Regions from separate parts of the Homo sapiens genome. Here region 2 is linked to region 1. A link is a loop called in an ENCODE intact Hi-C map of the cell type or tissue named here. Cell type or tissue: PC-9. All regions are shown on one strand.

Region 1 (5,000 bases):
GAAGAGTGGACAGAGACATGAAGAGGCTGATGGAGAGGTAGGAAAGGGTAGGCAGCACGGACCCAGTGTGTGGTCTGCACACTCGATGTAGATATTTGGTGGGCAGATGGTCTCATTGCCTGAAAGGAGAGAAGATTATTCCTGGAATCTACGATCACTTCCCCTGTCCCCCACACGCCCAAATGTAAGCACATACATGCATGCACACACATATGCACACATTTGCATAAATGTGCTTGAACACCACACACACAACCCCCACAAATACGCAACCACGGATATAAATGAGCATGCACGTACACAAATACATATTAACATGCACACAGGCATCTGCATGCCGGCATTCCCACATGCATATGTGAAACCATGTTTAAAAATCCCAAACACTCACACTCACACGGGTACAGACACATACACATGTTGTATACATGCACCTGCCTGTGCACATGAGCAGTGCCTTGCCCCGGGAGGCTCTGGAGCCTAGCAGGGTGGCATGGAGGGCTGGCTGGGGGTGGGGTGCCCACCTGGCATGTGCACCATCCGGCAGTGGCAGCGCTGAAGCACGGCCTCCTTTTCACAGCGCAGCCGGCAGGCAGACACACTGTAGGCCGAGTAGCCCTGAAGCTCAGGCTCCCTGAGCTCACTCTCTGCGCGGCAGTTGCCCCAGGGCTGGGGCAGGTAGGTCAGCTGCAGAGGTGGGGCATGATGAGGTCATGCTCAGGAATCCCACCCAGTCCTCCAGTGCCCACAGCCCCAGCAAAGTCAACACAGCTGGCAGGCTCTGAGCTTCTAGAGGGCAGGTTTGCTCCACATCCCCTCTGAGCCCAAAGGCGAGCCCTGTGCCCAATCCAGGGCCTAGCAGGAGATGCTCACCCGCTGTTCCTGGCAGGACACAAAGGTCTGGAAGCCTGGGGACACCCCGAACCCCAGCTGGTGGATGTAGGGCGGCTCCTCCTGGCTGTGGATCTGCACCCGAATACCTGCCTCAAACGACGTCTCATCTGCACAGCAGAGATGGGGACCTTTGGAAACCCATCCCAGGCAGAGGGCCCAGGCCCCAGTCCCCAAGGTGGCCCTTGTCCCTTTCCGGCCTGCGTACTTGTCTCCCTCCAGATGGGCAGGTACTCCTCCTGCTGGATGTCCAGCATGATCTCCAGGCCACTGCCCATGCCCCCTGCCCGGCTGGGCAGCGAGCTCCGCGGGTCCGCGTTGAAGGTGTAACACTTCCCATAGCGAGTATAGACCTGGGAGGTGGGGTGAGAGAGCAGGAGGGGAGATGAAAGGAGTGGCCAAGGCAACTCCGAAGTTCCCTGCTCCCTGCTGAGGGCCACCAGATCTGCTTGGACACTCCAGTCCCGTATCCTAGCAAGCAATGTACAGCCCAGCCTCTCCAATCAGCGCCAACTTTTCTACTGATGGCCTCCCTTAGATGATTAGAAAGCATCTCCAACCCAACAGCACATCAACACCTTCCCAAACCCTGCCTTCCCCCCACCGTTTTCCTCCACCCTAGTAAACCACCCCACTATATCCACCCAGTTTCTCAAGTCGGAATTTCTGAAATCTCCCCTTCCATCACTCCTGCATCCAAGCCAACAGCTAGTCCTGGGACACTTCTTTCTCTTCTTTTTTTTTTGAGATATGGTCTTGCTCTGTTGCCCAGGCTGGTGTGCAGTGGCACGATCTCGGCTCACAGCAGCCTCAACCTTCCAGACTCAAGCCATCCTCCTGCTTCAGCCTGACAAGCAGCTGGGATTACAAGCATATGCCACCAAGCCCAGCTAATTTTTTTTTTTTTACTTTTTATTTTATTTTTGTAGAGACAGGGTCTTTCTATGTTGCCCAGGCTGGTCTTGAACTCTTGGGCCCAAGCAATCCTTCTGCTTTGGCTTCCCAAAGTGCTGGGATTACAAGCATGAGCCACCACATCCAGCCTCCAGCCCACTTCTGAAATACATTTAGAATCCATCCACTTTCCTTCCTTCTCCAGCAACCCTCATTTTGCCATCTCCTCCTAACTGCTCTCCCACCTTGGTCCACCCTTGCCCCTCCCTACCGGAAGCCATGGTGCCCAGTCCACAGTGCTCAGATCCAATGAAACCACTAACTGACTTACCCAACAATAGCTTCCCATTTCCCACATAATGAAGTCATGCTCCTTCCCTAACCCAAAAGTGCCCATGTGATGTGGCCCTTGCCTGCCTCTCCCACCACCTCCCCCACATGTCTGTGACAAGTTCAGACACCTGGACTCCTTTTCTCCTCGGGCTTTTGTTGTTGTTGTCCCCTCTCCTGGAATGCCCCCGCACACACACTCATGGTATGGCTAGCTGCCCATCACTGAAGCCTCAGCATGTCACACTCCTACATCACACGGCCACATTCAGTGTCACCGTCCATGCATCCACATGTCTGTTGGTTTGCTCAAGGTACTTATCAAGACCTGAGATGATCTTGTTCATCTACTTGTCTCCTGTCCATTGTCCATCTCCCTCAATGAGCATGTATGCCGCACAGGAGCAGGAGCCTGTCTGGTGTCCCCAGCCTCTGGCCCAGTGCAGGGCACAAGGGACACTTGAATGAGCAGTCTCTGCCGCACAGAAGCCCGGCTCCCTTTTCCTCTGCGGAGAGTTCTCCTGCATGGACAGCAGATGGCGCTGGCGCCCCGGAGATGGAAGCCCAGGCTCCCGCTGGGGATTTAGCTGCCACCAGGAGCTGCGCAGCGGCAGGGGTGGAGAACAGGCTGAGGGAGAGGCGGGTTCTAGTTCCCCCCTGCCAGGCTTCCCTAACAGAGCCGAGCCCCTGGGTCAAACCCATCACAGGCAGCACCTTCCCTGAGGGCAAGGGGTCGGCGCACTCAATCACTCTCTCCCGCTCCCCCTCCCCTCTCCTTGGGAACATTTCCCACTGGTAAAAGCTGGAAGAAATGGCAGGAAGCGGTGTGGAAGGAAAAAGAGATCCTGAATGCCTGGCTACACAGGGGGAGTGCAGAAGGGAGAGAGGCTGGGTGGAGGGCAGCGAACCAACTGAGAGTCCTCCTGAGACCTCCTAGGGGGCAGGGTGAAGTCCCCATGCCTGAGAAGTAGACCACCCTGCTGCAGTGCTCTGGGAGTCGCAGCCCTGATCCTCCCCTCTCCCACAGTTCTTCTACCACCCAACCACCCTGCCTCCCGTTCCCGAAACAAAAACGTGTGCACCACAAACAAAGCACCCTGAGTTTACAGAACACAGTGCCGTCTACCGTTGCACACATCCCCTCAGTACCAGCTAGGTGTAGTTATCCCAACTACTTCAGATGAGGACATCACAGCTCAGAGAAGTGAAGTGACGTCCAAAGTCACACAGCTGGGAAGAAGGAGAGGTGCACCTCATCGAGGGGCGAGGCTCCAGCTGCTCCTGCAAACCATTGCTGGCACCCCCCACTCCAAGCCTAGCCTACCTCGGGATCCAGCTCCTGCCCCAGCCCCATCCAGGTAGATGAGACAGGAATGGGCCCCAGTCCCGTCCCTTTCTCTTCTCCCATTCCTCGTTCCCTCCTGCATCGTTCCTCTGTACCTTCCTCACCCTTTCTTCTCCATATCGGCTTCTCTTCAATTCCTTTCCTGTCCCCCAAGTCCTCTCCTTCCCTCAACATCCCCCACACACCTTTACCAGCTCCCAGATTCAAGTCCTTGACCCCACAGGTATCACCCCTGCCCTCCTCCCTGCTATGTATCCATCTGTGGGGCAGGAGTGGGTGTCATGGACAGCTCAGGAGCACTCAGTATGCCCCATGCACTGTGCTAAACGCTTCACATGTTCTATCTGGATGAATCCTCACAACTACCCTGTGAGGTGGGTACTATTATCTCCCCATTCTACAGAGAAAGAAATGGAGGCTCAGAGAATTCAACTGGTTTCCCAAGATTTTCAAGCCCAGGGCTTAAACACTATTGTGCACACAAATCAGGGGGATCTTTTTAAAGTGCAGAGTCTGGTAGAACAGATGTGGGGAGGGAGCTGGACAAGGCTGAGAGTCCATGGGCCACACTGTGAGTAGAAAGGCACTAGGTAAAGGAGGAGAACCCAGCAAGACAGCCCGACTCTAGACCTGTGCTCTTATCGCAAGTCACTGGAGGTGGAGGAACTCTGAAATGGGCCTGGTGCAAGATTCCTCTATCCCATCCAGGTGCAGTGGCTCACACCTGTAATCCCAGCACTTTGGGAGACCAAGGAGGGCAGAACACTTGAGGTCAGGAGTTCAAGACCAGCCTGACCAACATGGTGAAACCACATCTCTACTAAAAATACAAAAATTAGCTGGGTGTCATGGTGGGCACCTGTAATCCCAGCTACTCAGGAGGCTGAGGTAGGAGAATCGCTTCAACTCAGGAGGTGGAGGTTGCAGTGAGCTGAGATCACACCACCGCACTCCAGCCTGGGCAACAGAGTGAGACTCCATCTCAAAAAACAACAACAACAACAACAACAAAAAGTCCAGACCCCAGGACTCACGCATGTAATCCCAACACTAACACTTGGGAGGCTGAGGAGGGCAGATCACAAGGTCAGGAGTTTGAGACCAGCCTGGCCAATATGGTGAAACTCCCGTCTCTACTAAAAATACAAAAATAAGCTGGGTGTGGTGGCGGGCTCCTGTAGTTCCAGCTACTCAGGGGGCTGAGATAGGAGAATCGCTTGAACCCAGGAGGCAGAGGTTGCAGTGAGCTGAGATCACGCCACTGCACTCCAGCCTGGGTGACAGAGCAGGACTCTGTCTCAAAAAAACAGAAAAACAAAATTCCTGGGTCCTGGTGGTGTGGGAAATGCTGATGGGAGGCATATATTAGTATTTGTAGAAATCTGAAAGTACTCAACCTCTTCCTATTTCAAACCAAGAAGATGCTAGAATCAGCTCTTGCTGACACAGCCAGTTTTGCGTATATGCTCCAGTTGAAAGGCTAAAGAAGGCATGGGCGACGTGGGGTACCCACGTTATGAGCTCCTCACTCATGTCCCTC
Region 2 (5,000 bases), 470 kb after region 1:
CCCCAATGTGCCCGAGAAGACCCTGGGCGCCAGCGGACGCTATGAAGGCAAGATCGCTCGCAGCTCCGAGCGCTTCAAGGAGCTCACCCCCAATTACAATCCAGACATCATCTTCAAGGACGAGGAGAACACAGGCGCCGACCGCCTCATGACCCAGGTGAGCGCGATCCGCCCTACCAGCGCGCCGCCACCGAAGCACGGCCACCTGCCCGGCCCTACCCACCCCCTGGCACATTTTCTCGACTGGCTGGCACGCTCCCTGGCACCTGCCCCTCTCGCCAAGCCCCGCTGCCTCCTGCCCAAGATGGGCTGGCCAGGGGTCCAGGCAGGAGTGTCGGCATCCCCAAGCCCGGAGGAGACTGCTAGAAGAGCTCCCCGCTGCCAAGCCCCACAGCCCAGCAGGTTGGCGGCGGCTCCTCTGCCCCAAAGTACTGGCAGCTCAGCCAGACGCTGCACCCGGAGGTACCTCTACCCGGCTGCCTCCTGCGCCTCCAGGACCCACGCAGTCCCTCCCGGCCTAACCTTCTGCACAGCTGTGCCCCTTTCATTTTGAAACTTTTCGGCACCCCTGAGGCAAAGAATCTCTGGGTGCGTAGGGTCACCACGGCCTTTCCTCCCTGTGCGCTCTTGGTTCTACGGGCTGCCCCTTCCAGGAGCAGCGTCCCGGCTGGGTCTGGGGTTAAGAACAGCGAGGAAGAGTTGAATCGGGAGGCGGAGGTGGGAAAAGGAACCTGCCCAGCGAGCCCACGTGTCTGTCCGGAGAGCTGAGGGGTGCTACTGCGGTGGAAGGGTGGGTTATTGGGGCCTTCGGGCTCTGGGACTGAGCTTAGGGGATTCCTGGGCTTGGTGGTGGGGACGGGAAGGAGTGGAAAAGAGGGGCTGAGATGCCGAGGGAGGCAGGGACCAGGGCTGACGCTAGTCTCTGCATGCTGGAGTAGGACCCGCGCTCCACCCAAGCTTAGAGGCGCAAATTCCTTCCCAGCAGCCAGGTCCGCGAGGGGAGAGACCTTCACCCCCTTCCTTCGGGGTCTCCCGAGGCTTCCCCCTGAAAGCAGGCCCCTGGCTTTCTAGATCCGTTGGGAAGAGCAGCTAGACTCAGGGCCCTCAGCATGCACCCTGGCGCCGGGGCTGGCCGGCCAGTGTCGGGGCCGAAGGTTGGCTGGTGGCCGGGCCGGGCCGGGCGCCGAGGAATGCAGATAAGGATCCGGGCCACGGGCTGGGCAATCATTGACAGCGCACGCCCGGGCTCTGGACCCGAGAGGGGGCGGTGGCAGTGAGGGAGAGAGGCGGGGAACCAGGGCTGCAGGCGGGCATAGGTGCGGGGCTAGAAGCCTGACGGCAGGGTCTACGAAGGAGCAAGCGGAGCTCCCTCCCTGGGCAGTAAGCACCCCCAGCCAGGCTGTGCACCAGCGAGGACCTGCGAGGCCCTGGGTTGTAGCTGCTATTGGCTCCTAGGAAGGCTGAGTCCAAGGGTCTGTGAGGCCCGGGCTCTGCAGGGTGGGGGTAGGTTGAGACTTGGGCTGCCCACACTTGTTGGCGCCTCGAATCTCAGAGTCTCAGAGTCGAGGACTGGTGGAAGGGCCTTTCCCCTCAGACCAAGGCCCTGGCCCCAGCTTCTTCTCAGAGTCAGCTGCACAGTCTCTTGGGCTCTCAGGACCCAGGCACACCAGGAGGCAGCAACCAAGGATGACCGCTTCGGTCCTTCCCCCAGGGCGCGGCTCTACCCCAACTCCACGTGAGGAGGATGGTGGAGCTGGCTCCCTGAGATCAGAAGCTTGGTTTATGGAGTTCCTTCCTACGGTATAGGGGCGGGGCACCGGTGCAGAGGTCCTGGAGGTCTGGGATTGTCAGCCCCTTTTGCGCCTTGCAGAGGAAGACGTTGCATGTGGCCCCCCATTGGGCGGCCCTGGCGCTAATCCGCCGGTTTCTGGTTCCCTGGCCCTGTCATCTCTGGCGGGGTTGTGGGCCGGTTTAAGATTATAAGAGGGTCCCGGCGGGAATCCTCGGTGGTGCTCGAGGGATCCAGGCAGGCCGGCGATTCCCCTCCAACACACCCCCTGAAGCTACCGAGACGCTCTGCACCTGCCGCGCCTCCAGAGCCTGTCGTCCCCAGGCCTCAGCCCTGAGGCTGCGGTGACACCTACTGGGCACCTCGGGCCTTGCACGCCTCGCAGGCCGGCCGCAGGCAGTCGGCTCTGCTGCCACTCCTCCCTCCCGGCCGCTGGCTGGCCCTCCTGCCTTGGAGGCACAGAGGGACCGGGCGCTGAAAGGTGTAGTCCTGTCTGTGGAGGGATGGATACCCGGAGCTGAAGACAGCACAGGAGAGAGGGGACCTCCACCTACCAGTGAAGGCGCCGCCAGGGCGCTTGCCTCCATGCCTCCTCCAGATTTGTGATACCGCCGTGCGGTCCAGATCCCCGGGGGCGGCTGTATGCTAGGGAGGGAGCACTTCAGGGCCCTCTGTTCCTAAGGGAGAGGGACAGCACCCTCCCGGGCTTCCAGCTCCCTTGGGTGTGGCGGGAGAGTTCTGGGCGAGGCTGCGCCTACACCTGCACCTCGGCCGGCTCCTCCGGCTGATTTCGCTCTGGTTGATTTCGCGCACATTCCTCTCCCAGCGCTGCAAGGACCGCCTGAACTCGCTGGCTATCTCGGTGATGAACCAGTGGCCCGGTGTGAAGCTGCGGGTGACCGAGGGCTGGGACGAGGACGGCCACCACTCAGAGGAGTCCCTGCATTATGAGGGCCGCGCGGTGGACATCACCACATCAGACCGCGACCGCAATAAGTATGGACTGCTGGCGCGCTTGGCAGTGGAGGCCGGCTTTGACTGGGTGTATTACGAGTCAAAGGCCCACGTGCATTGCTCCGTCAAGTCCGGTGAGCCGCCGCCGGGGGGCTGGGCCCGGGGCCGGGGCCGCAGGGCATGGGCAGGAGGAGTAGTGCCGAGAAGGTGAAGAGCCCGCCCGGGGATGGAGGCAGGGATCCGGGGGAAGAGGACATCAGCGGCGCTCTCCAAGGCTGCTCCTGACCGTGACTGCCTGCTCATCCCATGCCTGGCAGTGTCATGGTAGGAGCCTAGGGCGATAGGGCCCTGTCCCAGGGCTGCTGGGTGCTGACCTGGTGGCCCACAGTCCAGAGCCTGCCACAGGAGGTGCAAGACAGAGCAAGCTGGACAGATGGAGGAAGCCAGGCTGCCAGACAAGGCCTCCCCACCCCACCTGGCACAGAACAAGGCGGGTGGTGGGGCCAGGAGCCGGGGTATGCCCAGACACCTGCATGCCTGACCAGGAGCCCAGAGGCTCAGAACCCACCACCCAGCTGCAGGTCAGCCCTCCCTGGGGCGCAGGCGTCCCCAACCTCTCCCCCTGTGCCCTGAAGCTGGACATTTTGGGGCAAAGCCAGCCAGGAGAGCCAGACTAAACAAAGTGGACTCAATAAAGTGGATTTTCCCAGATTGGCCGCATTGTTGATCAGAATTGGCAGGCACTGGGGCCTCACCCCTCCCTCAAGTCTTGTCAGCACCCTGTCACCTACACTGAACCCAGCCATGGAGGCTCCAAATGGTTCCTGTGTGGCTCCCAGCCAAGCCCCACCTGGCTGCCGGCTCAGCCTTTCACACTGGCAGCGTGTAATAGTTGCACTCTCATAGACCCGCACACTGAGCCCAGGCCCACATTTTGATATTCCTGACCCTACCCTGACCCACAACCACACCCTGAACCTTCCACTCAATACTTCCCCTGCCAACTGTGTCTACTGCAAGGCCCATCCACCCTTCACTGCAAACATTGACCCACGACAACCACTTCCATTCATTACTCCTGACCCCCAAACACTGTTCTCCAGCTCACCTGCTGATGCCGCAGTGTTCTGTCCCTGCACAGGGACTCAGCATGTGAACTGAAGATGGTGACTGTGTCCTCGCCCCTGGCCTGCCCCTGACCCAAACATTCACTCCGAGGCTGCCCAGGAGTCTGCCTTTGCCCCACTGGGTGGGCTCCTCTCACATCCCTACATTCAAAGGTCCAGCTCTGTTACAGAACCTGGGGAGTCAGCCTGAGAGGGCAATTTTTGGGAAGTGTCTGAGCAAGGGGTGAGAAATAACAGAACATCTAGGCCTCGGAGGAGCTAAGCAACCTCCCCCTTCCATGAGGTAGCCCTTTCCTTCTCATCCACTGGGTCTTGGAGCCCCACTATGCTCCTTGGCAAGGTATTAGGCTGGGGAGGGGGGTCACAGAAGATCACATTGGAGTAAGGGGATGGGGGCAGTGAAGTATGGGTTCAAGCCTGCATAGGAAGTGGGGGGCAGGAGCTGGGATATGGTGACGGGGGCTCTCTGGGAGCAAGAGGAGCTCTGGCTGGCTGGGGTGGCCAAGGGAGGGTCGTTGTGACCAGGAGGCTGAGCTGCACAGCAGTAACACCTTCATGTCCCTTTCTCCCACAGAGCACTCGGCCGCAGCCAAGACGGGCGGCTGCTTCCCTGCCGGAGCCCAGGTACGCCTGGAGAGTGGGGCGCGTGTGGCCTTGTCAGCCGTGAGGCCGGGAGACCGTGTGCTGGCCATGGGGGAGGATGGGAGCCCCACCTTCAGCGATGTGCTCATTTTCCTGGACCGCGAGCCTCACAGGCTGAGAGCCTTCCAGGTCATCGAGACTCAGGACCCCCCACGCCGCCTGGCACTCACACCCGCTCACCTGCTCTTTACGGCTGACAATCACACGGAGCCGGCAGCCCGCTTCCGGGCCACATTTGCCAGCCACGTGCAGCCTGGCCAGTACGTGCTGGTGGCTGGGGTGCCAGGCCTGCAGCCTGCCCGCGTGGCAGCTGTCTCTACACACGTGGCCCTCGGGGCCTACGCCCCGCTCACAAAGCATGGGACACTGGTGGTGGAGGATGTGGTGGCATCCTGCTTCGCGGCCGTGGCTGACCACCACCTGGCTCAGTTGGCCTTCTGGCCCCTGAGACTCTTTCACAGCTTGGCATGGGGCAGCTGGACTCCGGG

Evidence for each region. Hi-C counts contacts between places; a loop is a spot of excess contacts. Peaks named below come from ENCODE experiments on the same cell type or tissue, not always from the same donor. Only the 100,000 strongest peaks of a DNase experiment are listed, where the experiment ranks them.
Region 2: a loop joins it to region 1, with 14 times the contacts of the local background. A loop is called at or near these places in 2 of 110 quality-filtered maps.

What each region holds. Positions count from the first base shown.
Region 1 is chr2:219,528,002-219,533,001 of GRCh38, reverse strand. It overlaps ASIC4 (acid sensing ion channel subunit family member 4), which reads right to left. Exons shown (of 10, transcript NM_018674.6): 2 at 1,100-1,244; 3 at 874-1,001; 4 at 525-687; 5 at 63-119. Among named protein-coding and RNA genes, the nearest start is that of CHPF, 13 kb to the left of the region's middle. RefSeq lists an enhancer at 162-759. In PC-9, CTCF peaks have their summits at 2,434 and 2,635 (motif pointing right); a DNase peak (open chromatin) is centred at 2,661; H3K27me3 peaks cover 2,587 bases.
Region 2 is chr2:219,055,310-219,060,309 of GRCh38, reverse strand. It overlaps IHH (Indian hedgehog signaling molecule), which reads left to right. Exons shown (of 3, transcript NM_002181.4): 1 at 1-157; 2 at 2,616-2,877; 3 at 4,445-5,000. It overlaps MIR3131 (microRNA 3131), which reads left to right and starts at 1,560; the gene lies at 1,560-1,622. In PC-9, CTCF peaks have their summits at 1,936 and 2,137 (motif pointing left); no DNase peak of the experiment used is centred here; H3K27me3 peaks cover 4,013 bases.